2 separate regions of the Homo sapiens genome follow, and region 2 is linked to region 1. A link is an interaction called in ENCODE POLR2A ChIA-PET data of the cell type or tissue named here. Cell type or tissue: HCT116. All regions are shown on one strand. Links, peaks and the distances in the headings refer to the core of each region. The heading gives the core; the rest is flanking DNA.

What was found. ChIA-PET counts read pairs that join two places held together with the same protein. Peaks named below come from ENCODE experiments on the same cell type or tissue, not always from the same donor. Only the 100,000 strongest peaks of a DNase experiment are listed, where the experiment ranks them.
Region 2: POLR2A ChIA-PET joins it to region 1 with 5 read pairs; 2 of 35 experiments call an interaction of 5 or more read pairs at or near these places.

What each region holds. Positions count from the first base shown.
Region 1 is chr2:9,667,178-9,683,381 of GRCh38, forward strand. All of the region lies in intron 3 of LOC105373418 (a long non-coding RNA gene), which reads left to right. Among named protein-coding and RNA genes, the nearest start is that of YWHAQ, 44 kb to the left of the region's middle. In HCT116, for the core only: no CTCF peak of the experiment used is centred there; a DNase peak (open chromatin) is centred at 8,373.
Region 2 is chr2:9,723,213-9,739,416 of GRCh38, forward strand. No RefSeq gene overlaps it. Among named protein-coding and RNA genes, the nearest start is that of YWHAQ, 100 kb to the left of the region's middle. RefSeq lists an enhancer at 15,274-15,373. In HCT116, for the core only: no CTCF peak of the experiment used is centred there; no DNase peak of the experiment used is centred there.

The DNA.
Region 1 (16,204 bases), core at 4,791-12,790:
AGTGAGCTGAGATGGTATCACTGCACTCCAGCGTGGACGACAGAGCGAGACATCGTCTCAAAACAAACAAACAAATAAAACGCTATTAGAAAAACACAATTCACAAAACCTAAAATATAGAGGGATTAAGCATTTGTACAACAAGGTATATTTAAATCTAAATAGACTATCTGCAGGGTTCCTGTCAGATTTTCAATTTATAAAAATGTTACTTACATACAACTTTTCAGGAACCATTTCATTGATAGAAACAGCTCACCTGATGAACCTCCAAATGTTCACTGTGGGGTCTGGGTGTGTGGAGGAGTCTCTCCCACAGGGGAGATTTGACCAAGGGTCTTCAGTTTCTTGCTGGGACCACATGGGCTGGTGCAGAGAGGATATCCCAGTTGATCGCGATAGGAAACGGCAGCACTACAAAACCCTAGTGAGGCAGAAAAGGAATGGGGACGGTTCCTAACCCTAACTGTCCCAAAGACGAGACAATTTGATAAGGGAACACAGGAAGAAATCATAGGTCAGGGAGGGTCTCCCACTTAATTCCAGAATGTATCTTCCCTGCTTAAAGCCAAAGAGGTCTATAAAAATATCTTCCAACCTCTGCAGATGTAACAGACATTCATAGAGGAAGATTTTCAGACTTGTTCCCATGGGTAGAGAGTGCCTGGAGAAAGACACCACCATTTCAGCTTCATGTGAACCCTGCAGGAACAAATGGACACAGGAACATCCAGAGTGACAGGACAGTGGGTTGAGTCTGTGCTGTTGACATGGGACTCTGCAGACAGAGAGAATGAGACCTCTCTGCGCTCACTGTTGTTGACACCAACAAATGGCTGTAATATCACAGAGCTTGTGAGGCTGAAAATAACTCAAGCACAAAGAGAATGATGAGAAAAGTTCATCTGGACCAGAACCAGGGAAGACTATGCCAGACATGCTCAGTTAGGGATTGAAGTAGCACCTAGCGGGTGAAATTGGCTTTGAACTCTAGACTCCCTCCGGAGTGTTTTTTGTTGTTGTTGTTGTTTGTTTGTTTTTGTTGTTGTTGTTTTTTAGACAGAGTCTTCCTCTGTCACCCAGGCTGGAGAATGCAGTGGAATGATCTCGGCTCACTGCAACCTCTGTCTCCCGGGTTCCAGTGATTCTCCTGCCTCAGCCTCCCGAGTAGCTGTGATTACAGGCACCCGCCACCGTGCCCGGCTAATTTTTGTATTTTTAATAAAGACGGGGTTTCGCCAAATTGGCCAAGCTTGTCTCGAACTCCTGACCTTAGGTGATCCGCCGTTCTTGGCCTCCCAAAGTGCTGGGTGGAGTGGTATTTTTATATCTGGAGTGATATTTTTATTTTACATGTATGTTTATATCCAGAAAGATCTTTTCATTTTCTATGTATGTTTCTGAGCCTGGGTGCCTCTGAACAGTTCATTCTGTAGCCTGGGTTCCATTTTCTGCAAGTGAACTCTGGGATCCAACTGCAGTTGTCCAAAATGCAAGAACCTCTGAAGGAGTGTTCAGGCAAAGACATGTCCTGGCTCTACTTTGCTTTCTAGAGAGGAGCCTGGAAGGGTGGACTCTGTTGGAAAAGGCCATGCCTTGTCCCTGCTCATGATTGCCCTGCATTCTCTTTTCTTGGGCTAGTGCCAGCCTGAGTAGGAGAATTGGGTTTGCTGCCTGGCAGACTCCTGGTTGGGGGCTGTTGGCGCAGAACTTGACACCTGGGTGGAGACACTGAAGTAGCACCCAGGCCCAGCTGCATCCAGTCATGGTGACTTAAGCTCCAGGGCTGGATAGCTACCTGGAGCCAGTTCTTGATTTTGAACATATAGATAGGAGACTGCAATCAGCAGATTTGCAATCTTCTGCCTGCTTGCTTTGACTCCCTAAGGTTTCATTTACTCTTGAATCTAAAAGATGTTTACTTAAAAAGTAAAGAGGTTCATGCAGCTGAGTAAATACTGGCAGAACATTTCACAAAATCTTCTGAAAGCCCAGACAGATCGTCAAGATGAAGGCTTCTGTGTAACAGAAACACCCGCCAGGCCCATTCATTCACTCTTGAGGAAAAAGTGAATGATATGTATTTTGAGCACCGACTTAGGCTTCTGAGGCCCCTCTGCCTCAACTGCCTGGACTTGTTGGCTTCTGCCGCCCCCATCTTTGTCTGGCCCCCGCCCAACCTCGCTCTGACCCCCAGCTGAGCTTCTACTCCTGGACTTCAGATTTCTGCCTCTTTCTGAGAATATGTCTCCAAGCCTTCTTGTCAGCATACTGAAATAGAAGTTTTCATTTCTCATTATGACAGATTTAAGGCACTGTGAGTCTTGAATTAGAATTACTGCCTTGATACTCTTTAATCCTTCATAATACCCTTCTGGGCAGCTGTAGCCCTGGGGTGGAGCCATTAGTTATTTTCTGGATGTGACACAAAGTAGCTGATGGATTTCTCACAGCCCCTGTCTTTTTTTTTTTTTTTTTGAGATGGAGTCTCGCTCTGTCACCCAGGCTGCAGTGCAGTGGGCATCTCGGCTCACTGCAAGCTCAGCCTCCCGTGTTCATGCCATTCTCCTGCCTCAGCCTCCCGAGTAGCTGGGACTATAGGCGCCCACCACCATGCCCGGCTAATTTTTTTTTTTTTTTTGTATTTTTAGTAGAGACAGGGTTTCACCGTGTTAGGAAGGATGGTCTTGATCTCCTGACCTCGTGATCCGCCTGCCTTGGCCTCCCAAAATACTGGCATTACAGGCGTGAGCCACTGTGCCTGGCCTGTCATTTTTTTTAAGCCACTTTAGTAGCCAGTGAATAGTAAGCATCACTATGATTTTTTTAAATTTATTTATTTCATTTTTTAGTTTTATTTTTTTTGAGAAAATAGAGTCTCGCTCTGTCTCCCAGGCTGGAGTGCAGTGGCGCAATCTCAGCTCACTGCAACCTCCAACCCCCAGGTTCAAGAGATTCTCCTGCCTCAGCCTCCAAGTAGCTGGGATTACAGGCTTACGCCACCATGCCCAGCTAATTTTTGTATTTTTAGTAGAGACAGGGTTTTACCATGTTGGCCAGGCTGGTCTTGAACTCCTGACCTCAAGTGATCTGCCTGCCTCGACCTCCCAAAATGCTGGGATTACAGGCATGAGCCAGCAGGCCCAGCCTTCACTATGAATTTTTGCTTTGTAACAGTTCAATTTAAGTGCAACTTTCCTAAAATGTATTGATTTTATAAAGTGACACCAACACATTGCATATCAACCCCCTAAATACACAAAAGGCCTTCCTTGTAAAGGGCAGATGAGAGAGGCTTGGGGTGGCCTACAAATTCCCTGGTGCGTAACCAGGTGGTTGCCACTCAGCAGCATTTGCAAAACAAACCCATTCTCTATGTTTCCCTTTCCTGGATTTTTTTGGGGGGGCCATATTTCTATTTGTGTGTCAGGCCACCTCAGTGCTCCCTGCACTATTTATCATTTTCTCAATACATTCTTTATCTTAAAGGAAAACTTCCTATCAATACTATATATGTTACCCATATTTAGTCTGATACATTTTAAAATAAATAGTAGAATAAAAACATTCATTTGTGTATCACCTAAAATCTTTTCACATACTCCTAATATTATGCATACCTCAGTTGGATAAAGATCTATGTGATCACTCCAATGATAGAAGTTTGTACAAGGTGTAGGCCGGGCGCAGTGGCTCACACCTGTAATCCCAGCACTTTGGGAGGCCGAGGCGGGTGGATCATTTGAGGCCAGGAGTTTGAGACCAGCCTGGCCAACATGGTGAAACCCCATCTCTACTAAAAATACAACAATTAGCTGGGTGTGGTGGCGCAAACCTGTAATCCCAGCTACTTGGGAGGCTGAGGCAGAAGAATTGCTTGAACCTGGGAGGCAGAGCTTGCAGTGAGCCAAGCGTGCCACTGCACTCCAGCCTGGGAGACAGAGCAAGACTGTCTCAAAAAGAAAAAAAAGTTTATACAATATGTAGATTTAGTAAACAGGAAGGCGAAAAATGATTATTACGCAGAGTCTATTCCTGGACTACCTTGTTTTAAGAATATTGTAGCCCCGGCCGGGTGTGATGGTTCACACCTGTAATTCCAGCACTTTGAGAGACTGAAGTGGGAGGATTGCTTGAGTCCAAGAGTTTGAGACAAGCCTGGGCAACATAACAAGATCCTGTCTTTAAAAAAAAAAAAATTAGCCAGGCGTGGTGGCAGGCACCTGTGGTCCCAGCTACTTGAGAAGCTGAGGTGGGAGGATCCCTTGAACCCGGGAGGTCAAGGCTGCAGTGAGCTGTGATTGCACTACGGCACTCCAGCTTGGGAGACGGAGCGAGACAGGTCTCAAAAAAAAAAAAAAAAAATTGTAACCCCACCCCATATCAATTCCATATTAAGTATACATATTGTTATAGAGAGAGACTTTTATTTTTTAGAGCAGTTTAGACTCACAGCAAAATTGAGCTGAAGGTACAGAGAGTTCCCATATACCTGTTCCTGCAAAGACCATCAACATTCTGCACCAAAGAGGTTGTTACAATTGATGAACCAATATTGACACCCTATTATCACTCACAGTCCATAGCTTACATTAGGGTATGTGTTTTGGCAGCTGTATAATGACAGTATCCACCATTATGACATCATACAGAATAGTTTCACTGTCCTAAAAATCCTCCTTGCTCCGTCTATTCATCCCTTTCTTCCCTCAAACCCCGGGCAACCACCGATCTTTTTACTGTCTGCATAGTTTTGCCTTTTCCAGAATGTCATATAGTTGGAATTGTACCGTAAGTAGCCTTTTCAGCTTGGATTCATTCACTTAGTAATATGCATTTAATTTTCCTCCATGCAGCTTGATAGCTCTTTTTTTTAAAGCACTGAATAATATTCCATTGTGTGGATATACCACAGTTTATCCATTCACCTATTAAAGGACATCTGGGATGTTTCCAAGTTTTGGCAACTATGAATAAATCTGCTCCAAACATTCTTTTATTATTATTTTTGAGACGGAGGGAGTCTCACTCTGTCGCCCAGGCTGGAGTGCAGTGGCATGATCTCAGGTCATTGCAACTTCCATCTCCTAGGTTCAAGTGACTCTCCTGCCTCAGCCTCCCGAGTAGCTGGGATTACAGGCATATGCCACCATGCCCAGCTAATTTTTTGTATTTTTAGTAGAGACGGGGTTTCACCATGTTGGCCAGGCTGGTCTCGAACTCCTGGCCTCAAACAATCCGCCCGCCTCGGCCTGCCAAAGTGCTGGGATTACATGCATGAGCCACGTGCCCAGCCTGCTCTAAACATTCTTGTGCAAGTTTTTGGGTGGACATAAGTTTTCAATTGTTTGGGTAACTACCAAGTAGCGTGATTGTATGTTTCGTTTTGTAAAAAAAACCCAAACTGTTTTCCAAAGTGGCTGTACCAGTTTGCACTCCCATGTTCCTGTTACTCTACATCCCCATCAGCATTTGGTGTTGCCAGTGTTTTGGATTTGGGCCGTGCTAATAGGCGTGTAGTGGTATCTCGTTGTTTTAATTTGTAATTCCCTAAGGATGTATGATGTCGAGCATCTTCTCATACACTTATTTTTCCACCTGTACATCTTTGGTGAGGGGTCTGTATGTTTTTTTTTTTTTTGAGATGGAGTCTTGCTCTGTTGTCCAGGCTGGAGTGCAATGGTGCCATCTCAACTCACTGCAACCTCTACCTCCTGGGTTCAAGCAATTCTCCTGCCTCAGCCTCCTGAGTAGCTGGGACTACAGACACCCACCACCACGCCTGGCCAATTTTTGTATTTTTAGTAGAGACAGGGTTTCACCATTTTGGCCAGGCTAGTCTCGAACTCCTGACCTCAAGTGATCCACCTGCCTCGGCCTCCCAAAGTGCTGGGATTACAGGCATCAGCCACTGTGCCCAGCCTGTTTGAGTCTTTTTCCCATTATTTAGTTGGGTTGTTCATTTTCTTACTGTTGAGTTTTAAGAGTTCTTTGTATATTTTAGATAACGGTTTTTAATCAGAAGTGCCTTATGCAGACATTTTCTCCCAGCCTGTGGCTTGTCTTCTCTTTCTCCTGACAGTCTTTCTTTTGAAGAGCAGACCAGGTGTGGTGGCTCACGCCTGTAATCCCAGCAATTTGGGAGGCTGAGGTAGGTAGGTCACTTGAGGTTAGGAGTTCAAGACCAGTCTGGCCAACACGGTGAAACCTCGTCTCTACTAAAAATATGAAAATTAGCCAGACATAGTGGCTCATGCCTATAGTTCCAACTACTTGAGGGGCTGAGCCAGGAGAATTGCTTGAACCCAGAAGGCGGAGGTTGCAGTCAGCTGAGATTGCACCACTGCACTCCAGCCTGGGTGACAGAACGAGACCCTGTCTCAAAAAAAAAAAAAAAGAGAGAGCCACATTAAGTATTTAATTTGGGGTTTTATTGAGAACATTTAGGCTGGGTGTGGTGGCTTACACCTGTAATCCCAGCACTTTGAAAGGGCTCAGGTGGGAGGATCCCTTGAGGCCAGGAGTTTGAGACTGGCCTGGGCAACATAGTGAGACCCATCTCTACCAAAAAAAAAAAAAAAAAAAAAAAAAAAGAGAGAGAGAAATTAGCCAGGTGTGGTGGTGCACACCTGTAGTTGTAACTGCTCGGGAGGTGGTAACTACTCAGGAGTGTGAGGCTACAGTGAGCTATGATCATGCCATTGCACTCCAGCATAGGCAACAGAACTCTAAAAAAAAAAAAAAAAACCCAGAAAGCTGAGGTCCAGGGAACAGCAGTCATGCCATGTCATTGTTGCCATCACCATGATCACCATCATTGTCAACCATTTATCTAACACCTACCCAGTGTGCGTGCTGAGGCTGGAGAGAAGGATAAGAGGTGGTCCTGCCCTCGGGGCTTGCAGTCGGCTGGGATGATAAGTCCTGCAGAAATTTAGTGGCCGAGCTGCCACTAGAGCTCAGGTCTCTCTCTGGACTCCCAGACCAGGGCTTATCCTGTTATATTGTGGCCTCTTCTATTCTATCGCCACAGTCACACGGGGGTGAGTGTCCTTAGGTGAGATGCTAATTTAGACTATAGATAGATCCTAACACATAAAAAGATTATGTTTTGGATAAGAATGGTGATTCTGGCTCAATGCCCAGTACAGGCATTGGGATGTTATCTGAACTGAGTGCCAGACAAAATGAGATATTAAGAATGCCTGGAGAAGGATCTAATAGGACCTGGCTTGGATCAGGTGTCCACCTCTGGGCCAGTCATCTGTGACCAGGGGCAGAGTCATGGCCTGTTGTAGGGTGGGTGGAGCGGGGAGGGATAGCATTTGGAGATATACCTAATGTTAAATGATGAGTTACTGGGTGCAGCACACCAACATGGCACATGTATACATATGTAACTAACCTGCACGTTGTGCACATGTACCCTAAAACTTAAAGTATAATAAAATAAATAAATAAATAAATAAAACAAGTTGGGAAGCTCCTGCTAAAATCAAAGGGTTAGAGTCAGAGGAGGAGCGGTTCCCCCAAGAAGGCATGCTTCCCAGAAGGGAGGAGGTGTCAGGCAGACCAAGCAGTAAGTGCCCTCTATAATGACAGAAGCTCATTCAAGAAGATATTAAAGATATTTAAAAAGGAGAGAGGCTCTGTCCTCCTGGGGTCAAGGATGTTATAGTACCCACTCACTTAGAATTGAAAGTGAAGGGGAACAAGTTGGCAAAGAACCAAGGGCAAGAAAGCAAAAGACAACCTGCTGTGTGGGAGGTAGTTGAATTTGTGTGGACGCTAAACTGGTACAAATAAGGGAACAGGGAGTGGGAAATGAAGTTTTGGGAGGGAAAAGTTAGGAAGGGGCTAAACCCTGGCGAACTGGATGCCAGAACTGATGCTTTAAATTGTAGACTTTGGGATTGGGTTGCGGGATCAAATAAAGAATGCTCAGTTAAATTCAAATTTCAGAAACACAATGGATATTTGCATGAACATACTTATGCTAAAAGAGTATTCATTGTGTATCTGAAATTCAAATTTAACTGGACATTTTTTTTCTTAAACCCGTTAATCCTATTTGAGGAGCCAGTGAAGGGTTTTGGGCCAATGCTTGCCTGAGGCCATTGACTCGATCCAAACTCCAGAACCTCTTACCTCCAAAATCTTGGGCAGTGAAACTGATGCCCATTACAGTGAATCAGGCTTTGCCAGCTACTTGGTTCCTTTTGAATTCTCCCAGAAAGACTGAATCCCCAGCATGGAGTGTTAAGTATAGTCTTTTAATGTCTCAATGCTTTCGGCTCTGGCACATCTATCCTTTGTCACCGTGGTAACTCAATCTGAGCCACAGAATTCAATTAACCAAATGCCCCATTTCCTTGAGGATGACTAAGTAGTCAAACTCCCCAGGCTTGCTGACATCATCCTTGATCTATTCCTTCAGTGAGCTTGGTTATAAACACAGACGGAAATTAAGAAACAAGAATCACAGATTTGCAAACGTGTTGCTGTCTCTTCTGTCCCCATCCTTACTCTATGGCGGGGAGGTCGCAGGGCGGGGCCTTGGGAAACTGCACAGCTCTGGCTTCCCGGATAGCTGTGAGAAGCAGCACAGTGCATCTTCACAGCCAGGACCCCGAGGGGATTGTTATAGCACACCCAGGAGCGCACTCCCTCAGCAATTTTCACTTACAACAGAGAGGAGTCTGTCGGGAAAACATGCACCCTCTACAAAGGAGTGATTCAGATGACCTGGTCTCAGCTTCCAGCTCCTCTGCTCTCCAGCCGTTCACACACTCCCCATCACAGGAAGATTTGTTAAAAGCCAACCAAGAAAGAGAGAGAATTTGAGATCCTGCACAAACAATCCTAGAAGGTGCCAGAAGCTGCCAGAAGCTTCTTCTTTTCCAAGAAGCCACCACTTTGACTGCAGCCACAAATGACTGCCCACTCCTGCAGGAAGACAGGAGGACCCCAGAGCCCTATGTGCTCTGCCCCTGTCTACAGACCTGCCTCTCACCGCATGCCCACAGTCACCACATGTCAGCCATGGCAAACTACCTGGGGACCCCCAAGCGACCTGCTTGTGGGGCTCTGCACCCTGGTGCCAGTTCTTCTTTTAGCCTGGGGTCCTCCACCTGCCCTCTGCCTCAATGGCTCAGTAGAGCCTTCAGAGCTCACATATCAGCTCCTCCAAAAAGTGGTGCCGGACCCTGCCTCCCGTCCCTGAAAACCGAGCTTGCACTGTCACATTTAACATGTTGTGCCTGACCTATTCTTCTACACTTCTGTCCTCGTGACGTGGGGTCTGCTGGAGGCCAGTGAATGTGAATTTTATCTTTGTACTTGCAGGGCACAACACGACACTAGGTATGGATTAGATGCTCAGTAACAATTTTAAACTGGTTTAAAAGTAATTCCAACATTGCAGAAGGGTCTAAGGCAAAAAATGAATAAAAGTTTCCTGCCACTTCTCAATCTCATTCTTCAGAGGCATCCACATACACGAGGAAAGCAGTCTTCTAGATATTGACTACGCCTGAATGACCATACTACATGTGCACTCAGGCACCGAGCACATAAGCATATGCACAGGACCATATAAGCCACGCTGTCCCATGCTTGCCCTTTTCACTTTAGCAATGTATCTTTTTTTTTTTTTTTAAGAGGCAGAGTCTTGCTTTATCACTCAGGCTGAAGTGCAGTGGTGCAATCATAGCTCACTATAGCCTTGAGCTCCTGGCTTTGAGTGATCCTCCCACCTCAGCCTCCTGAGTAGTTGGGATTATAGGTGAGCCACCATGCCTGTCCAGCAATTGAGCTTTATTTTATTTTTTTGAGATGGAGTCTCCCTCTGTTGCCCAGGCTAGAGTGCAGAGGTACAGTGCAACCTCTGCTTCCTGGGTTCAAGCGATTCTCCTGCCTCAGCCTCCTGAGTAGCTGGGATTACAGTTGTCCACCACCATGCCTCTCTAATTTTTTGTATTTTTAGTAGAGATGGGGTTTAACCATGTTGGCCAGGCTGGTCTTGAACTCCTGACCTTAAGTGATCCTCCTGCTTCGGCCTCCCAAAGTGCTGGGATTACAAGTGTGAGCCACCATGCCTGGCCTGGCCAGCAATATAGCTTTTAAAACTTTCCATGGCAACATGTATAGATCTACATTAATCTATCGATGCATAATATACCATAATAGAAGTCTAGAAAAGTCTATTTAAACAATCTCACATTTTAAATTGCTTTTTTTCTATTTTAGACAGTGCTGTATCCGCATCCCCTCTCTCTCTATCTCTCTTTTTTTTTCTTTTTTTTTTTTTGGAGACAGGGTCTCACTCTGTTGCCCAGATTGGAGTGCAGTGGCTCTATCTCAGCTCACTGCAACCTTCACCTCCCGGGTTCAAACAATTCTCCTGCCTCAGCCTCCCGAGTAGCTGGGATTGATTACAGCTGCCTGCCATCACGCCTAGCTAATTTTTGTATTTTTAGTAGAGACAGGGTTTCACCATGTTGGCCAGGCTGGTCTCAAACTCCTGCCCTCAGGTGATCCACCCACCTCAGCCTCCCAAAGTGCTGGGATTACAGGCCTGAGCCACCGCACCTGGCTGTTATAATCTCTTTTTATATGCACCTATTTGCTTTTGTACATGGGTATAGGACAAATTTCTAGAAATGAAATTGGTAGGACATAGAAAGGGCATTTAGAATTTGTCAAAGGTCTCCGAAAAGGTGGCAACAAATCAAACTCCAAGCACAGGGCAGGAGTCTTTTTCCAGAAACTCTTGCCAACACAATGTAGTCACCTTTGTAATTTTTACTAGTCTGAAGAATACAATTCACTCTTCTGACTGGCACTAATTTGAGAAAAGTTGTATTTTTAAAATGTTATCATTGGTCATTTGTATTTCTTTTTCAGTGAACTACTTAGTTACAATATCCTTTGCTCATTGTCCTATTTGGTATTTTTCGCTTTCATATTGATTTGCCTAGGTCCTTTAGATTTTAATGAAATTAGCCTGTATACATACATACATATATATATATATATATATATATATATATATATGTATAAAATCTCTTCCCCCCCAGTTTGTTGTATATTATTTCTTCTTATTTCTTATTTATTTATTTTTGCCTCATAAAAGTTTTAAATATAAATTTAGTAGTCACATTTAACAATCTTGTCCTGGCTTCTGAGCAGATACGCTCATTAAAAGATACGAGTAAATAAAAGAATAAACAAATTCCTATAGCTCTCATTAATTGTACCATATTTTAGAATATACACAGTCATATTATTTTTATTATTATTTTATGTTAGGTAATATTACTTCCTCACTGAAATTGAAAGCAGGATTTGTGATTTGGACTTCTCAGTAGGCTGATATTCTACTAAGTTCTTGAGTTCTGCCAAGCACCACCTGTATTAGTTCGTTCTCATGCTGTTGTAAGGAATGCCCAAGACTAGGTAATTTATAAAGGAACGAGGTTTAATTGACTCACAGTTTCACATGGCTGCGAAGGCCTCAGGAAATTTACAATCACGAGGAAAGGGGAAGCAAACACGTCCTCCTTCACATGGCGGCAGGAGAGAGAAGTGCAGAGCAAAAGCGAGAAAAGCCCCCTATAAAACCTCAGATCTTATGAAAACTCATTCACTGTCACGAGGACAGCACGGGGGGACCGCCCTATGATCTAATCACCTCCCCCAATATGTGGAGATTACAATTAGGATTACAATTCAAGATGAGATTTGGGTGGGGATACAGAGTCAGACCATATCACACCCATGCCTCAAAGCCCAGCTCCCATGTCTCAGGCCCACGCAGACGTAAGACACCCTGAAAACCAAGCCCATCCCAGTGCCTGCTTCCAGGCCTTCCTCCATCTATGGCCTGAAAGTCTGTGTTTCCCCCAAAATTCATATGTTGAAATCTAACTGCTGAAATGATGGTACTTGGAGGTGGGGCCTTTAGTAGGTGATTACATCATGAGACCACACCCTCACGATGTGATTAGTGCCCTTAGAGAAGAGACCCCAGAGAGCTGCCTTGCCCCTTCCACCATGTGAGAACACAATGAGAAGATAGCTGTCTATGAACCAGGAAGTGGGTCCTCTCCAGGCACTGAGTCTACCAGCACCTTAATCTTGGACTTCCCAGGTTCTAGAACTGTGAGGACAAAATTTCTATTGTTTACAAGCCTATGATATTTTGTTATAGCAGCTGGAACAGACTAAGACACTGCACATGACAGGAGGCACAGCCCAGCCCAGTCCATAGGACCCATCAGATCCGAGGCTGAAAGAGTCCTAAAAGTTGTGCCCAACACCCTGGCTGTAGCATGTGGTGGGACTGCAACCTCGTGGGGTCCTTCATCCATTCCTTCAGGCCCTGGACTGAGTGCATGGAACTTGGGGAAGAGGGGCAGCATTCCTGCCTTCAGGCTGAGAGAACATGTGGGTGCCTGCACAGGTCTGTCCAGCCCTGCCTGCCACAAGCCCACGATAGGCTGCCTGCCGAGTTCTCTTGCTTGGGTCATAGGACCCTGCCTCATTTCCTGGGCCTGGGCCTGGGCTCTTTCCTGCTGACCTGCCTCATGCTCTGGGACACTCCAGCTCTCACCTTTCCACCTCCACAGGTGCTATAATTCTGTGTCTGAACCACACACTTGTTCCTGGAGCCCCAGTCCCTGCCACTCTTCTTGCTGGCCTCCCGCAAAGTGGCATGTCAGTGACAGTACCCCAGTGGGACCCTTCTGTCTTAGTCTATCTGCTGTATTATCTGCTGTAATACAAGGCCATTAACTGGGTGGCTTATACACAACAGAAATTCATTTCTCACAGATCTGGGGTCTGGGAAGTCCAAGGTCAAGGTAGATTTGGTGTTTGGTGAGGACCTGCTTTCTGATTCATAGACGTGTCCTCACATGGTAGAAAGGGGAAGGCACCTCTCTGGGGCCTCTTTTATAAGGGCATTAATCTCATTCTTGAGGGTTCTGCCCTCATGACCTAATCATCTCCCATAGGACTCTCCACCTAATGCCATCACATTGGAGATTAGGTTTTGTAGGCGCTGAAGCAACTCCATCTTGGATGCTAGTCTGCCATGTTGACTTCTGATTAATTCCAGTTCCAGGAATGCCTCTAAGATTTCTGCTTTATCTACTGTTTACTGTAAATCCTCCACACAGGCAAACTCTTTCTGAAGCACATATATCCTTTCTTTATGGTACATAGGCCCTGGGTCTGGGAGATGATAAGGACTTGGAGATCCACCATCTTGCCCAAGACATGCCTTCTGTTCCTAAGCCTCTATTAGATGTTTCTTTCTGAGAAACTGGATTTTGTCAGCCTCTTTCTTTGGCCTCTCAGCTCCCCTTGCCTTTAGGGGTAGGTTTGCATAGATCTGCCTGCCACAGAACAGTTTTCAACATATGGATTTTTGGGGGGACACAGGCGTTCAGTCCATAGCATCTTCCCCTACATTTTGCCTGATTAACACTTATTCTTAGGATCATACTCCCATTGAATGAGTGCTATGTGCTAGACTCTGCTTGATCCCCTGCACATTATTTCCTTTACTGTTCACCAACAATATTTTGCGAGTTGTGTTATATCCCCTTTTACAAACCAGGAAGCCAAGAGTCAGGGAGAGGAAGCCAGTTGCCTGAGATCTCCTAACCTTGAAGGAGGAGGGCCAGCAGTTCAACCCTCTCTCCCTGAGGCTCCTGCAGGCCTCAGCTCCATCTGCTGCACTATAATTCCTTCCAGCCACAGGCCTGCCCCCAAGACCTTTCTCCCACAGACAGTAGTTCAGGCCCAGCCCTTCCCAGCCTACCCTCAGCCACCACAGCCATCCTGAGGTAGAAGTTACTTCAGGCCAGGCATGGTGGCTCACACCTGTAATCCCAGCACTTTGGGAGGCCAAGGTGGGAGGATCACTTGAGCCCAGAAGTTTGAGACCAGCCTGGGCAACACAGTGAGAACCCGTCTTTACAAAAAGTTGTGTAAAAAATTAGCTGCGCGTGGTGGCACGTGCCCATGGTCCCAGCTACGCAGGAGGCTGAGGTGTGAGGAATACTTTAGCCTGCAATGTCACAGCTACAGTGAGCCGTGATTGCACCACTGTGCTCTAAGCTGGGTGACAGAGCAAGCTGTCTCAAAAAAAAAAAAAAAGCAGTTATTTCACCTCCTTTATTGCAGATTGCTACAAATATAAACAAAAAGAAGTAAAAGCATTCCCTTCTTCTTCTGCTCCCACCTAGGGAGAAAACTGGGCTGTTTGGTAAAAGCCTTGGCGGCAGAACGTGTGCATTTGCCTGATCTCTTCAAGGCTCCCCAAGCCACACTCCTCAGAGACCGGTTCAGTGCCCACACTCCCTCCCCAGTCCCTCCCCAGGAAACAAATGTGGTGATGGCTTCCTCCTCTGCCTGCCATGGGCCCAGGCCTGAAGGAAGGAGCCATTAAGCTGAGAGAATGGGCTCTTTCCTCTCTCTTTGTTTCATTTTTAAAAATTGTTGAGTCATTGAATGAAACAACATATGAATACATTATTCTAGTAGATGGATACAGACATATAAAGTAAAAACTTGAGGCCGGGCACGGTGGCTCACGACTGTAATCCCAGCACTCTGGGAGGCCAAGGCGGGAGGATCACCTGAGGTCAGGAGTTGGAGACCAGCCTCACCAACATGGTGAAACCCCGCCCCTACTAAAAATACAAAAATTAGCCAGGTGTGGTGGCACAGGCGTGGTGCCTGTAATCCCAGCTACTCGGGAGGCTGAGGAGGAGAATCGCTTGAACCTGGGAAGTGGAGGTTGCAGTGAACCGAGATCGCGCCATTGCACTCCAGCCTGGGCGACAGCAAGATTCTGTCTCAAAAAAACCCAAAAAACAAAACAACAAAACCTTGAAGCTCCCCAAAAGAAATTACTAACAGTATGTTATACATCACACACATACACATACACAAACACAAACACAAATGTGATGTCATAGTACATAAAATACTATTGTCCCATTACTTGCTTGTTTAAATTTTTACTTTTACATATTAAATTTGACTTAGAAAAAGTTCCACGTGAGGATATACAGCTCCACTTCCTTGTTTCCAAGGGTTATGAAATATCTTATAGTAAGATTTATTTATTTATTTATTATTGTTTTGAGACAGGGTCTCACTCTGTCACCCAGGCTGGAGTGCAGTGGCGTGATCACGACTCACTGTAGTCTCAACTTCCCAGGTTCTAGCAATCCTCCCACCTAGCCTCTCAAGTAGCTAGGCACACAGGCACGTGCCACCACGCCTGGCTAATTTTTAAATTTTTTTGTAGAGACAGAGCCTCATTATATTACCTAGGCTGGTCACAAACTCCTGGGCTCAAGTGATCCCCCCGCCTCAGCCTCCCAAAGTGCTGGGATTACAGGTGTGAGCCACTGCACCCGGCCTAGTAGGGTTTTAAAATCTTAGCTGGACTGGCTTTCAAATGGTGGTCCTTGAAACCCTAGCGGAATCCAAAACCCTTCAAGGAGTCCTCAAGGTCAAAATTATCTCTATAATATAATAATACTGAGCTGTCGTGCCCTGTTCACCGAGGTGGCCTTTGCACTGATAGTACAAAAGCGATGGTGTGTAAACTGCTGGCACCTCGGCATGGATCGGGGCAGAGGCCCCAGGCTGCTCTAGCAGTCACTGTGCTCCTCATCACCTGGCAAACACAGACTCAAAAAAAGAACAGAAAGAATGTCCTTGGTGAAGCTGTAGAAATTACTAATTTTATAAAATCTCAACCTTTGAGTACATGTCCTTTTAATATTCTGCACGAGGAACTGGGAAGTGATCACATGCGACATTTGAAGAAAAGCACTTGCATCACGCAGGTGCAGGCTGAACTAGCAGCGTTTTTCAGGGAGTGTCGTTTTTACTTGCAAAGGACAACTGACAAACAAGTGCTGCTTATTCCCACTTAGATGTTTGACAAACATTTCCACAAAATCAACCGAGGAGGCTGTTGCTTCAAGGAAAACAACTGACAGCATTTGTTGGCAAAAAAACCAAATTGAGTTTTCAACTGAAAAATTAGAATTTAGAAAATTTGTATCTGCCACCTTCAGCTAAGCCTCCCAGTACTTAAACAACGATGAGCCATGGGTAAAGATGAATGAGTGTGGTTTTTGTTTTTTATTTTTTTTGAGATGGAGTCTCACTCTTG
Region 2 (16,204 bases), core at 3,673-11,672, 55 kb after region 1:
AACATGCTATACAGGTTTGTAGCCTAGGAGAAACAGGCTCTACCATACAGCCTGGGTGTGTAGTAGGCTATGCCCTATAGGCAAGTGTAAGTGTACTCTGACATTCGCCAAACAACAAAATCGCTGAAGGACCCATTTCTCAGACTGTATCCCTGTTAAATGACATATGACTGGGTGGATAGATAGATAGATGGGAAGGGATTTGTTAGGGGAATTGCCTCACAGTTATGGAGGCTGAGAAGTCCCATGACAGGCTGTCTGCAAGCTGGAGACCCTGGGATGCTGGCAGCATGGCTCAGTGCAAGTCCAAAGCCTCAGAACCAGAGAAGCTCTCAGTCTTGGGGTGATGGCCCGGGAACCTGGCTGGAGAAGCCGGGACATAGAGGGTACTACTGATGTGTGGCACTGTACCTGGCTTCCTTCATTGACTTTTTAATCCACTCCCACTTCTATCTGAAAAAATAGGTGAACTAGAAATCACCTTTAAGTAGTCCTAGTCAAATGCCCAACTATGTTGTAAAACTTTGAAAGTGAAAACTTTTTGGTATAAAAATTAAATGAGATAAAGTATGAACATGAACATTTGCTTAGCTTAGAACCTGACATGTGGCAATCATTCGATAAATGGCAGTTGTTAGTACAATACTAACCTGTGATTAATGGAAATTTATGTAACAGAAAATTCTGAACTTAATAAACTAATAAGTCTATTTCGTTCCCCACTTAGAACCCAGGGTCTAGCAGAGGTGTGATGAATAGAAGATGCTTCATCTGTATTTGTTGAATGAATGAACCCCACTGTCGTCTCCATTCCCATTATCAAAACCTAACCTTGCCATTACCAGCGACAGCAACCACCACTGAACTCAAATTCCAGCTGACTTCCCAACCACTGAACCCTTGAGTTGCCCAGCAGCCCTGCATGTCCCTAATGCCCTTCAGCTCCCCTAGGTGACTTGGCCTTGGCCCCCTCGCATGTCTTCACGCTCGCCCGCATCTGCACCTGACGCTCTCCTTCCTCCAGAGGGGCTGTCCATGCTCCTTCCCAAGACACAGATTCGTACCAGCCCCCAGTCCCTCCCCTCCCCACTGCATCCTGCATTTCCCCCACCGAGTGGATTCTTCCCATTTGCATGTACATGTGCTGTTATTTTTTTTTTATCTGCACTCAGAGACCCCAGCCCAGCCCCTTCCCTGAACGCCAGGCTCATGTTTCCAACAGTGTCCTCAAGAGCCCGACCTGGGCGTCTAACAGGCATTTCAAACTCACCACGTCTAGAGCTGCACCACTGAGCTCACCCTGACAAGGTCCTTCCTGCACTAAGCTCAGGCCAAAAGCCTAGAGTCACCTTGAGTCACCTTAACCCCTCACCTCTTGAACCCCCTCCCCTTCATTTCCTGCAGGCACACTGGCAACCTTGCCCTTCCTCGAGCACGCGGATGTCCAGACCTCTCCCTGGCTGCCCCCTCACTGCCTCCACCCAAACCCCAGCCTTTCAGGGCAGCCTTGCCCAGGCACCTCCCAAGTGGAACCTGTGCGTGCCTACGCCCCAGCTGTTCCACTCCCACATCTGCACTCGGTAGGAACACCCTTGCATGTTCACCAAGAGACACGTCCAAGAATGCGTCCAGCAGCACTGCTCATGATACATTTTGAAACCATTTCTAACTTACCTTTGAGTTACTCCAGCACTTCTAAACCTCACGCACAGCCCCACAGGGAACTAAGGCCTTGTCGAGCGAAAGACCCACCCTGCCTCACTGCCTTTCCACTTTGCCTTCTCCAGAGCCGGGTGGACTTTCTCATTTGCCCAGGGAAGCAGTGCGGCCAGGAGTCGAGGGCCAAGCTCTGAATCCAGCCTGCTGGAGTTTGAATCCAGCTCTTTCTCTTGCTGTGTGGCCTTGGCCAAGCTGTTTAACTTCTCCGTGCTCATTTCCTCATCTGTAACATGGGGATAGTAATACCACTCGCCTCCCAGGACTGCTTATGAGGATTAGCTGAGTTCACACCTGTAACTGTTTGGAACGGCTCCTGCAGCAAGGCAGGGCTCGGTAACGGTCGCTCATTATTTCTGTAGCATGGTCCGCTGGCTTAGTGCAGGCAAACGGGTCTGGGTCAAAGTGCAAGGCTTCCACGCGGAGTTAACACAGCTGCATCCAAGTGACTCAACCTCTCTGAGCCTCAGTTTCTTCATCTGTAGAGCAGTTAGTGGTACGTGCCTCTCAGTGTTCTCAGGAGGCGTGCCCTATGTTACTAATGCTTGACAAGTTCCTGCTGCGTTTTCCGATGCCTAGTTCCTCGCTCCCCTTCACTCATGCCACTGTACTCATCTGGAAAGCCAGCTCCCTATGCCCAGGTATGGCCATCCCTGCAATCCCTTTCCAATGGATTACAGAATGCCACACTTGGAAGAGACGTTAGACCTGGACTATCTAGTCTAGGCCGCTCATTTTACAGATGGGGAGACCGAGGCATATAGTGGCGAGTGATAGTCCAGAGTCACACACCTTACGGTTCTGCTCACTTTATGCCTCCTTCTCTGTGACAACTTAGACATGTTCGGCCCCTTGAGTGACCTGCTGTCCCCACTTGCCTGGGATCAGGACTTTCCTGTTAACGCTAGGATGGGATGTTCACTCTGGCCACCTCCAGAATAAACACGTGCTTGGAAATGTCAAATGCTGAAAACATGTAATGGGCTTTAAGAACAATGTTTAAGAATCACTGGATCATGGGTGTACACATATGCCCAAGCTCATCAAATTGTACACTTTAAATGTGTGCAGTTTATTTGATATCGATTATATCTCAATAAAGCTGTAAATGAAAGAAAAGAAGAAAGAAGGGGGGAGGGATAGCACTGGGAGATATACCTAATGCTAGATGACGAGTTAGTGGGTGCAGCGCACCAGCATGGCACATGTATACATATGTAACTAACCTGCACAGTGTGCACATGTACCCTAAAACTTAAAGTATAATAAATAAATAAATAAATAAATAAATAAATAAATAAATTAAAAAGAAGAAAGAGATCCATCCATCAATCAATTGGCCCTGAGAGATAGCAGTCGGTCATAAAATTGCAGTGGTGAGTATTAGTTGAACATGTGTTATGTGCCAAGCACTTTACATGCATTGCCTCCTCCTCATGGTGGCTGGAAATCTCTCTTTGTTGTGTCAAGAGGGAAACTGGGGCCCAGAGAAGTGAGTTGTCCAAAGGCCCAAGTCAGTCCTCCAGCAGCATTTTCTTTATCTTCTATGTATCTCATATTTGTACTCAGAGATACTCATTTCCTCATCAGGAAATGCAGACAAGGCCAGGCACGGTGGCTCACACCTATAATCCCAGCACTTTGGAAGGCCAAGGCAGATTGGCCGAGGAGTTCAAGACCAGCCTGGACAACATGGAGAAACCCCATCTCTACTAAAAATACAAAAACTTAGCCAGGTGTGGTGGCACAGCCTGTAGTCCCAGCTACTCGGGAGGCTGAGATGGGAGGATCCCTTGAGCTTGGGAGGTGGAGGTTGAAGTGAACCGAGATCGTGCCACTGCACTCCAGCCTGGGCGACAGAGCCAGACCTTGTCTCAAAAAAAAAAGAAAAAAGAAAAAGAAAAAAAGAAAGGCAGGTGAACACAAGGAAGTTTATGGCTTAAACTGCTTTATTATGCAACAGCCCATGCCAGAGACCCAGGAAGTGTCCTCCCAGACTCAAGGAAAGGAGCAACTGGAGTTCTTTGCTCAAGCCTGTCTTAGAAGCCACAGAGTATGGAGTCTACCAAATCTCCCAGGCTTGGGTTCCCAAGGGAAACCGAGCTGGGGCCTCGTGGAGCTCAGTTCTGGAGAATCTTCCTAGTAGCAGGTGTCTGGGTCTCTGGATCACAAAGCTGCAAGACTCAGATTCACCTAATTTGAAATCAGAAAGAGACCCTAGTGTCCCCACTCCCCATTACCAGATGGGATAAGCTAATGCCCAGAAAGGGGGCATGACTTTCCAAGGCCGCACAGCAAGACAGCGGAATGACCTGTGCTCTGACCATAGGTTCCCCCGAGCAGCACTGAAGGGGATGCCTGCAAGGCAGAGACTTTGGAGAACATTCAGTCTTGGGGTTCCCTAAGCTGGCTGCAGAATCACCTGAGAATCTTTGAAGAGATACCCACATCTGGACCCCACCCCAGACCAGATAAATCAAAATATCTGGGGGTGAGACCTGACATGGACATCCTTCTAAAGTTCCTCAAGTAATTCTAACGTGCAGCTGGCGCTGAGAACCACTGTTCTAGACAAACTAAGCATGAGCCCCAAAGATGGGAAATGCCAGGCTGTAGTGACAGCTCTGAAGACCAGAGAGGAGCTCACCCCTGGTCTTCAACCCCACCTTCAGGAATTTTTTTTTTTTTTTTTTTTGAGACGGAGTCTCATTCTATCACCCAGGCTGGAGTGCAGTGACATGGTATCGGCTCACTGCAACCTCTGCCTCCCGGGTTCAAGTTATTCTCCTGTCTCAGCCTCCTAAGTAGCTGGGATTACAGGTGCCCACCACCACGCCCGGCTAATTTTTGTATTTTTAGTAGAGACAGGGTTTCACCATGTTGGCCAGGCTGGTCTCGAACTCCTGACCTCAGGTGATCCACCCACCTCGGCCTCCCAAAGTGCCGGGATTACAGGCGTGAGCCACTGCGTCCAGCTCAGGGCTCTTTCTAATCCAATACACTGCTGCCCTCTAAAAACAGTCTGATGTTTGATCCCCATCAGAGCAGCGCCAAATCTGGCTGGCGGGGACGTTGTGCTCAGATGTGTTTGGAGCAGAGAGCCCCAGTGAGGAAGGCAGACTCCAGGTCAAGTGCCGAGCAAGTTGAGAATTCTAGTGTCACCATAGCTGAGTTCACTAATTTCCAGACTTGGAGAGATTTAGCCACCCCACTCTCCCCTAAGTCATTCTGTCCACCCTCCCAGTGGCAAGGCCTCTACTGTCTCTATCATTACAGCAGGCCTGCGGTGTCTATTGCTAGTGCTAATTAACAGATGAGCCGAATAAGGCCTCAGGGAGGTTAGGCAACTTGTCCATGGTCACAGGCCAATACACAGGCCTTGGCCAATAATTTGAACCCAGTTCAGCATAAAACCAAAGAACATGTTCTTGCTCCGGTCTTTTGCCAACTCCGTTTGGGTCCTTCCTGCATAGGCTCAGATTAGCCATTTGGTCATCATCCACCCTGGTGTCCTAGTCCCAGGTGCTCCTTTCCTTGAGTCTGGGAGTACACTGCCTGGGTCCCCGGCAATGGGCTGTTTCCTCCTGCTCTTCCTTGCCCAGAAACCACTGGCCAGATTATGGACCAGGGACACACACAGCGTCTGTCAGGGTCTGAGACTGAATCTGAGATTGGAGACCCATTAAGAACCAGCTCTGGCTCCAAAAATCTGCCTCTTGATCTCTGCAAAGAGCTGGTATAGCTGGAAGAGAAACAAATTAGAGCCGAGATTCTGTGAGGCTTATGTTGAAGCAAAGCCTGCCATGTGAAGCCTGGGCTTTCTTTTTCATCTTCATTTAAAAGGAGGGTGTTTATGCAAATTTGTCATGAAGGTTTAGCAATCTTGGCTTGTCCTGGAGCCAAGCTCTGCTTCCTAATTGGATCGGGGATAATTGTTAATGCTTACAACCAATGTTCCTCTTAAAATTGCATGTTTTGTAAGAGTGGCTCCTGAAAACATATAATTCTGATGTTGTAAAACCACTGCATCAATGCAGAGTTTTGAAAACATGGAAAAGTTCACCAGAAAACTGAGGGGGCTGTTATTCCTGGTTGTGACAGTCTTGGATGTCACTGGTTGTGATACTCTCTGGATATCGTGGAGAAGGAGACACAGGCACTTGTGGATTGATGTCTCAATCATACAGGAAGATTGGTAATTCTGGGATGGGACACAAAGAAGAAAGAGAATCAGATTAGGAGGCCTGGTCATGCTGTGCCCCAGGCTGCTGAACTGTCTGAGGCAAATCTTTTGCAGCCTCAGTTTCCTCGCCTAAGAAATGAAAGGGTTGGGCTAGATGCCCCCAAGTAACTTTGAGTCACTGAGAAACTTCACTTCTCTGGGCTTCACTTTTCCCACATGGCAGTCGAAGGTATTGAACTGGGTGACTCAGAAACAGCCTGGCCCTAAAATTCCATCACCTCTGAAATGTTCTGCTGTTGAATGATTCCCAGTCTGCAAGAGGTGTTGCTGGGCATCCCCCTTCATCGTCTTCTTCCCTTCTTCCCAGCAAAGTTAGTGTAATATTTCCTTGATTGCATGTGGCTTGATCTTTCCAGTGCTGGCAATACAGGTGGATTTAAGGAAATTTCATTTTCTACTTTCAGAGTCAATCACAGTTTAGCCTTTTTTATCCCTTATAAATGTATCGGTGGATGATGGGGGAGAATGAAAGGTGCAGAGCAGGCTTAGAGCCACGTTCTTCCTTCTTTGCCTTGCAAAGAAATGAACCTCTGAGGCTCCCTGCAGGGTGGACAGTCTGCCAGAAGCTTCCTGTCTGCAACTTTGATGCTTGCGAGTCTTGAGTCCAGGGCTGGGGACTGGCCAGGGGTGCTGCTGTGGGACCTCTCCGTACATTGTCTTCTGTGAGCCTAAGAAGGCTCCTGGACAAGGCATGCCTCTCCTGCAGACTCTATGGCTGCTGGGGACCCTTGCAGTGGCCCCTTCACGCTACATGGCTTCATCAGCTGCAGCTCACAGGAGGACAGGGGTGGGCCCTGCTCCCAGCTCCCCTTACAGCTCCCGGTGTATCCACTCTCGCACTTCAATGTTAGAGTGGTTCTCTCGGGGGGCTCCGGGCCCTCAGGAAACCAAGCCTTTTTTATTTGGGCTCCGTCCCCTATTTTGGTTCCAGCTGAGGATTGGCTAATCCTACCGCCATTCCAGTTCTGTGGCACCTTGGATCTGCTAATGGAACCAGCTTGCATGACAATCTCGGTTCTGGTCTGACCACGGCCGTTTAAACAAGGCTGGACCTCCCATGCACTGCGTGCCACGGAATCACTCACGGCCAGCAGTGCGCACTCTTGATACAGGTAGGTACAGGGCCACTCTCTGATACTCCTGACACGTTGCTTCTGAGCGGCTCCTTCTTTGATCCCCTTCCTCTCCAATCCTCCACTTACAACCCTGGCTCCCAAGATCTTCTTCTGTTTTGCCTGGACGGTAACCTATTCTGACCCCCTCTTTGTTTTCATGGAGGCAGCCTTCTGTTAGGTACTTGGCTCTGAGAGTCTTCCTTATGTGAGTGTCCTTGAAACTCCAGATAAGTCTCCTCCTACTGCCCTGGGGCTCCCAGGGCCCTCCAAGGCCATGCCCTGGCTGGAGAAGAGCACAGAGATCAGGCTGCGCAGCCACCTGGATATCTGTTCAGGAGAAGCTCGTCCAGCCAGCATCCACCCCCGGGCATACACTCTTGCTCGTGAATCTTAGGATTAGTGGCTTTTACCTCAGACCCTTCCAACCTGATTTAGAAACCTTCCCTTCCCTTCCCTTCCCTTCCCTTCCCTTCCCTTCCCTTCCCTTCCCTTCCCTTCCCTTCCCTTCCCTTCCCTTCCCTTCCCTTCCCTTCCCTCCCCTCCCCTCCCCTCCCCTCCCCTCCCCTCCCCTTCCCTTTCCTTTCCTTCCCTTCTTTTTTTTCAGAGTCTCACTCTGTCTCCCAGGCTGGAGTGCAGCGGTGCGATCTCGGCTCACTGCAATAGCCTCCCAGGTTCAAGCAATTCTCCTGCCTCAGCCTCCCAGGTAGCTGGGACTACAGCACACACCACCATGCCCGGCAAATTTTTGTATTTTTAGTAGAGACGGGGTTTTTCACCATGTTGACCAGGGTGATCTCGAACTCCTGAGCTCAGGTGATCCTCCCTCCTCAGCTTCTCAAAGTGCCGGGATTACAGGTGTGAGCCACTGTGCCCAGCTGAAACCATTTATTTCTAAAGACAAACATGAGAGTCTAGATGCCAGAATGCACACAAATCCTAGATCAAATTGGGGGGAAACCCTTGAAAAAGCAGGGCCAAATTGGCAGAAAGGTGGAAAACGTCACTGGAGGCCAGAAAGTCAAGAAAACAGAAATCCAGAGAGAAAAGTGGTCACTGAGGCTGGGGTTTGCCTGGGCAGATACTGGGTCACATAGGAGGGATACCAGAGACTGATTCGAGGTGGAAGGTCACATTGGAGACCCACCCCCAGCATAAAGCCACCACCAGCACTTCCAAGAAAGGTGTTTGGGACTCTTGCCTGTCTGTGCCTGGACTCTGGCTTTAGGGGAAAAAAAGAAAAATTGTCTGCTGAAAATTTGTAGCATAAGCCCCAAATCTCACTCAGGTTTAGGGCCAGAATTCTAGCAACCTACTGCCACTTTTTTTTTTTTCCTTCTAGCTGCCTTTTTTTTTTTTTTTTTTTTTTTTGAGACAGAGTCTCGCTCTGTCGCCCAGGCTGGAGTGCAGTGGCGCGATCTCTGCTCACTGCAAGCTCTGCCTCCCAGGTTCATGCCATTCTCCTGCCTCAGCCTCCCGAGTAGCTGGGACTACAGGCGCCCACCACCACACCCGGCTAATTGTTTGTATTTTTAGTGGAGACGGGATTTCATCGTGTTAGCCAGGATGGTCTCGATCTCCTGACGTCGTGATCTGCCCGCCTCGGCCTCCCAAAGTGCTGGGATTACAGGCATGAGCCACTGCGCCCGGCCCCAGCTGCCTTTTAAACAAAAATCCTGTTGCTGCTTTAAGTGAATGTTTGGCTTTGGGTTTTTCAGGCCACACAGATAGCATGAGTTCCAACGCCTGGCAGAAGCAAACATGAATCCTATCTGAGGGAAAAGCACTTAAAGCCAGGCCTCAATGGATTTCCATAGATAAAGTTCTAAGGAATATGAGCTGTCAACTAAAAATCCCAAGACACATGCCAAACAAGTAAGCAGAAAAGTCAGTTACAGAACCAGACCCTTAAGACTGCACATATTGGAAATACCAGACATGGAATACAAAACAGGTAGCGCTGAGTGTTTTGGTTTTTTTTTGTTTGTTTGTTTGTTTTTTGAGAGAGAGAGAGAGAGGGTCTTGCTCTGTCACTCAGGCTGGAGTGCAGTGATGTGATCTCGGCTCATTGCAACCTCTGTGTCCTGGGTCAAGTGATCCTCCTACCTCAGCCTCCCAAGTAGCTGGGACTACAGGTGCACACCACCATGCCTGGCTAATTTTTGTATTTTTGTAGAGGCAGGTTTTTGCCATGTCTCCAAGGCTGGTCTCGAACTCCTGGATTTAAGCAGTCTGCTCACCTTGGCCTCCCAAAGTGCTAGGATTACAGGCATGAGCCACTGTGCCTGGTCCATTTTGTTTGAATTTATTTTTATTTATTTATTTCTAAAATTTTGATCTTTTATTCAGCTCATACCTATGGTTGATGTGTTTAAAGAAATAAAAATAAATAAATAATTACCAAAAAATGTTAAAAATAACCAAATAGAACTTCTAGAAATAAAAAACATAAGAATTGAAGTTAGAAACTCAACAGAAATCAGCAGTTAGATTCAGGTAACGAGAAAATTTATGAACAGGAGAATAGATCTGAGCTCTATAGAGTAGCACTAGAGATATAATGTAGCCCAGAGGAGAAAAATGAAAGGAAAAGGTATGAAAAGGAAAGTAAGATTTGAGTGATGGAGCCGGCAGGTCTAATACACATTTAATAGGAGTTCCAGGAAAGAATAGAGGGAAGGCAAGAGAAGCAAATAAACAATGGGCTGAGAACTTTTCCAGGAGTAATGAAAGACACAAATCCTTAGATCCAATAATGAAGATAAATAAAAATAAATACACTCTTGGACATATCATCGCAAAGTTTCAGGATGTCAAAGGCAAGATCTTCAAAGCAAGCAGATTACCTTCGAAGAAGTAATGATTAGATGGAAAGCTGACATGTCAGTGGCAACAGTGGAAGCCAGAAGACAACAAAATACATCTTAAAGTGCAGAGAGAAAATAACTGCCAGCCTAGAAATTATGCCCAGTGAACCTAGCTTTTGAGAAAGCAGGAAAATAATTACATTTCAGTGAATAAAGGAAATAGTTCATTACGGTTCTCATTAAAAGGACTTCTAAACTAGGCATATACTTTAAGAGAGGGAAAATGATCCCAGAAAGAAGATCTGAGATACAAGCAGAAGTGAAAAACAAGGAAAATGATAAACTTTTGGGTAAATATAAACAAATATTGACTAAAAATCATAATTATAATACCAGGCAGGGCATGGTGGCTCATGCCTGTAATCCCAGCACTTTGGGAGGCCAAGGTGGGTGGATCACTTGAGCCCAGGAGTTTGAGACCAGCCTGGGCAACATGGCAAAATCCCGTCTCTACAAAAAATACAAAAATTAGCCAGGCATGGTGTTGCACACCTGTAGCGCCAGCTACTCAAGAGGCTGAGATGGAAGGATTGCGTGAGCCTGAGGTTGCAGTGAGCAATGATTGCGCCACTGCATTCCAACCTGGGAGACAGAATGAGACCCTCTCTCAAAATAATAATAATTATTATTATTATAGTATCCAATGTGTGAAGTTTTAAAAACTAAAAACATAGGCCTAATATACTGCTCAGCAATAGTATTTAGGCTGAATAAGAAAATTCTAACCATTCTGAGGTTATTTTGTTGTTTGGGAAGATGATAAAAATGTTGAATAATTTCATTTCATTTCATTAATTAATTTATTATTATTTTTTGAGATGGAGCCTTGTGCTGTCTCCCAGGCTGGAGTGCAGTGGCATGATCTCAGCTCACTGCAACCTCCGCCTCCCAGGTTCAAGCGATCCTCCTACCTCAGCCTCTGGAGTAGCTGGGATTACAGGCGTGCACCACCACACCTGGCTGATTTTTGTATTTTTGGGAGAGACGGGGTTTCGCCATGTTACTGAGGCTGGTCTGGAACTCCTGACCCCAGGTGATCCACTCACCTCACCCCCGCAAAGTGCTGGGATTACAGGCATGAGCCACTGTGCCTAGCCGATTAATTTTAGATTCTATTTCAGAAATTATGCATATCAAAATATCTAGATAAGTACCAAAAGGGTAATAATTGGTGTGTAAACTTCCAAACCAGAAGGGGAAAAAATGGAATAAGAAAATCAATCAATACAATACAAAAGAAGGTAAGAAAGAGGGAAAAAACCCAACAGAATAAGTGGGATGATTAGAAAGCACAAAATAAGATGGTAGGAATGATTCAAATATGTCAATTATTTCCCAATAAATGTAAACAGACTAAATTATCTGGATAAAAGACAAAGATCATTGGAATGGCTGAAAAAATGGTGGTTAGAAGAGATTTATTAACAACATAAGAACAAAGTCAAAAGTAAAAGGATGTTTAAAGATGTAAGTAAAATATTAACCGAAAGAAATGATAAGAATATTTATTTAAAAATGAGAAAACAGACAATATGACCTTTATCACTATTTCTATTTTGGATTTCATGGAGTCTTAGTATAATAAAAATATTAAAATAAAACATGTAAACACTAGAAAGAAAAAAATTGCCATTATTCACAAATTACATAATTGTCTTCAAAGAAAATTCAAAATAAACTACAAACCTACTCACATGGTAAAAATTTAAATAAGTATTGAGTGAAAATTAACTTCCCTCTTATCCTGGTCACCAGCTCTCCTTCCCCGCAGCAACTACTGTTACTGATTTTCTAGAATACCCTTTCAAATATATTCTATCTATCTTCAGACTTAATGATTATACTCCAAGACCCCCTGTGTGATTCTTTTACAATCACACCCCCAGCAGCATTCTCAAAGGGCTTGTCTCCCATATTGTGTGTCTGGGGGAGCTCCATTCAATGTGTTGGCAGTTTCACTGAGCACCCACTATGTACCAGGTACTGTGCTGGGGACTAAAAGATGAAGAAAACATTATCCTTCCCTGAAGGTTCTCAGGATCTAGTGAGGACAGAGACAGGGAACCAACTAAGCCTCATATGGCAGATCAAATGATAGATGTCAGGTGTCATAATGGAGTTAGAGAGAGGTAAAGAAAGCCTGGGGAAGCCCAGACGAAACAGGAATGGACTTGGCATCAAAATAGGACTACAGAGGAGGAACTTGAAGAACAAGTAGGGTTTTCAGGTGTAAAGGAGGTGGGGAAAAGCATTGTAAGCTAAGGGAATAACACGATGAAGTGCAGAGACACAGAAGAGCTTAGCATGTTTGCCAAAGTGGGGAAGTGGTCTGATGGGGCTTTGTGGTTTGGGGCAGGGTGGTGCTGGAATGGAGAGGCCAAAACAAGCCAGATGGTAAAGAACCTCAAATGTTAGGCCAAGGGTTTATGACTCAGGCACAGGCAAGGGGGAGAGAAGAGAGGGGTGATGTGAGCAGGTTCATGTTTCCAGAAGCTCACTCTGCCTTGTTTAGGGGACCCATGTCCCTGTCCATTCCCTCTTCCTAGACCTCCCCTCCACCAAGGCGGTCTTTGTTTTCTGGGTGCTCTGGGAAGAAGTGTGGGATGGATTTGCTCTAATACTGAACAGTTCTCTGCAACTTCAGAAATACCTATCATCAAGCTTGAGGGGCAAAACTGCAGAAGTAGTTTAGGGGAAGAAGCCTGACCCCTAAATAGGGGATGTTGTATCATAATTTTATCCCACATGACTGTCATATTTCAAGGCCTGGGGCAAATGGCACCTCTTCCAAGAAACTACAATGTCACTATTATCTTTTCTGGAGAAACTTTCTTTAACTTCCTTATGCTCATCTAGCACGTCCCCTACTGACTCTGTTGGAACACCTGCTGGGCCTGCCCTTGTATGAATTTAGTTGGATTATATGGATCCATTAAGCAACTGCAGAGGTCCACCCATGCCAGGACCTGCACCAACTCTGAGGATGTAGAAATGAAAACATTGAGTCCTTGTCTTCAAGGAAGGAAGCTCACCCCAGAGATCACCTGGAGATCTTTATCTGCACAGTAAGACATTTGTTCCTGTGCAGCTCTGCCTCTCACCTTCCTGTAACTTGTCCCATCTAGCTCTGAAAGAGAATCAATTACTAACCATTGTCTGAGCATTGGGCCTAGTCATTTCCCCACTCCCCTCTCTGTTATGAAGAGGGCATTAAGCCTCAACCATCTGGTCCCTCTTCGAGTTCATGTTTTGTAAACACTCTTGCACATCTGTGCACATAATACCTTTGTTATGATTTTCTCTTGTTAACATGCTTTTTGTTGTAGGGGTGTTGGCTGTGACCCTTTATGATGGGGAGAAAGGGGATCACCCCTTTCTGTCCCTACCTTTTCAAGGTTTATGTACATTCTAGCATGTGTCAGAATTCCATGCCTTTTTATGGCTGAATGATATTCCATTATGTGAATATGCCACGTTTCGTGTATCCATTCATCTGTTGAAGGACATTTGGGTTGTTTTGCTATGGTCAATAATGCTGCTATGAACGTGAGTGTACAAGTACCTGTGTGGGTCCCTAATTTTCATTCTTTTGGGTAGATACTTGGGAGTGGAATTGCTGGGTCACATAGCAGTTACTGTGTTGAACTGTGTGAGGAGATTCCTCCCTCTCAGCAGCTCTTATGCTCACCTTCCTTTCTGTGTCTACTGCTGCCTTCTGCCTTCAGAAGCCCCCTCCTTCTTTCTGCACCTGGGCTAAGACAGCAGCTTCCTATTCGGTGTCTGTTTCCCACATCCACCTCTAGAGCTCATCCCAAAGAGTGATGGTGCTGTGGACCAAATTGTCTCCCAAATGCACGCATTGAAGATCCTACCCAGGACTGACTGTATTTGGAGATAGGGCCTTTATGGAGGTAACTAATGTTAATGGCGGTTATAAGTGTGACCTCAGTTACCTAATCCAATAGGACTGGTTTGGAAATAGATTTCTGTTGCCTAAGCTCCCAGCCTGTGGTGTTGTATTATGGCAGCCTGAGCAGATGAATGCAGATGGTGAGCAGCTCTTCCCCTGAGCCACACTGCCGAGGCTGCCCTGCTCAGAAACCTTTGGTGTTGCTGCCCTGTAAGACGGAATCCTAACGCTTCATCATTCGAGGCCGGCCCGTTCTCAGCCTTGCCTGCACTTCCGGGACTGTCTCTCCTTGCTCTTCCATCCCCAGGCTCTTCTTCAGCTGAGCCAGTGTATTGGCTCTTTCTGGAATAGGTTTTGTGCATTTGGCCTCTGTCCAAATGTCCCACAACTCCCCCTAGTGCCCTACTCACCCTAGTACCCCCCACTTCCTCTAGTACCCCCTACTCCCCCTAGTGCCCTACTCCCTCTAGTACTCCTCACTCCCCCAGTAACCCCTCACTTCCTCTAGTACCCCTGGCTCCCCCACTATCCCCCACTCCCCCTAGTACCCCCTACTCCCTCTAGTACCCCCACTCGTCCTAGTAACCCCCACTCCTTCTAGTGCCCCCTACTCCCCCAGTACCTCCCACTCCCCCAGTGCCCCCCACTCCTCCTAGTACCCCCATTCCCTCTAGTACCCCTGACTCCCCCTAGTACCTCCCACTCCCCCTAGTGCCCCCCACTTCCTCTGGTACTCCCCACTCCTCCTAGTGCCCCCCACTTCCACTCCCCCAGTCCCCACCAGGCACTTTGGAATGCCTTCTCCTGCTTTCTGCTTATTCCCCTCCTGCAGAAGCTCCCCTTGGGGATGGGGTGCAGGAGTCCAGTGATGTCCACTCGAGAAGCTCCTTGGGACATTTGCATTAGTACTATCTCTGTGCACATACAGTGGCGCACACAGTTGTTCAGCCCAGAAACTTGTGAACACACAGCTACTACTGACCAAGCACCTATTCCATGAGGACTTTAAGAGGATACTTTGAGATATAAATAACAGAAAAAGTCAAAATGGCTTGCAATAGTCATAGCTGACACTTACATGACACTTACCATGTGCCAGACGCGATTTGAATACTTTCTACACATTAACCCCTTAAATCCTCACAATGATCTCATAAACCAGATACGGTTATTATCACCATCCCCATTTCACAGATGAGGAAACTGAGAAGAGAGAGAAAATAAACAAGCCAAAAGTCCTCAGTAGTAGTGGTGGTGGATTGGGCAGTCAAGCTCTAGAGCCTTTGCCCCTGACCCCCACTGTCCCGTGTCTCTGACCTTGGGACAGCATTCTCTCACTTAATGAGATGTCTCAAGTTGGGGACATCCCAAGGGAAATTAATTCAACCGCTCAAGGCTGTCACCAAGGACTTGGCTTCTTTTCATCTCGACACTCTGCCATCGTTAGCCTCTTGGCTTTTATGTTGGGTATTATCCCTTTATGTCACAATATGGCTGCAGCAGTTCTAAGTATCATGTTCTCACCCAACCACACCCAAAGGTCAGAAAGAGAGAAAGCCCCTTCTTTATAGCTCTTTTTTTAAGAGTAAGGGAAACTTTCCCCAAATTCATCCAGACACTTCCTCTCGTGTCTTGTTAGTCAGAATGAAGTTACACGCCCGTTCATAAACTAATCACTGGGTCACCGTGACTGGCTTAGACCAATCAAGACACTGTGCTAGGCTCCCAGGGAGTCCTGCTTCTCCTGAAGCATGTGGCTGCCAGAAACCCTGAATAAAACAGGCCTCTGGCTTGCTGGTGAGGGAGAGGAACTGGAAGGGTTGCGGGCCTGTCACACAGCATCGCTATTTCTGGCTCCCACATCAGCCTTGTGAGATCAGGACTTTTATCGTTTTATGAATAAGGAAACCAAGACTCAGAGACAATGAGGTGCTTGGCCAAGGTCAGCGGCTGGTGAGTGACAGAGTCTGCATGCTCAGCCCATCCCTAGGAGTCTGGCAAGGCTGGAAATTGGTCTTTCTTTTCCCATCCTAGATGGATTGCGTTGGAAAGATTCAGGCTCCTGTCAGCTGGCTCTTGCTGTCCCTTCCTGACAGCTGCGACTCTGAGAACAGTTTAATTTCAGAAACCCTCACACGGTGGCTCCTCTCCCTGCCAGGCATCAGGAGGCCCCAGAGGAGCAGCAGAGGCAAGACTCGCTGTCCAGACTCCCTTCTGAGGAGACTGCGGTCAGGGAGCCCAGGCTGACCCTCGTGTTCTCATGCCTCGGTCCTGTTGATAAGAGGGAAGTCTGTGCTGGGTTCCTATCCACAAAGCCCTTGCGGGGAATGGGTCCCACACGCCGCTTCTGCAGACC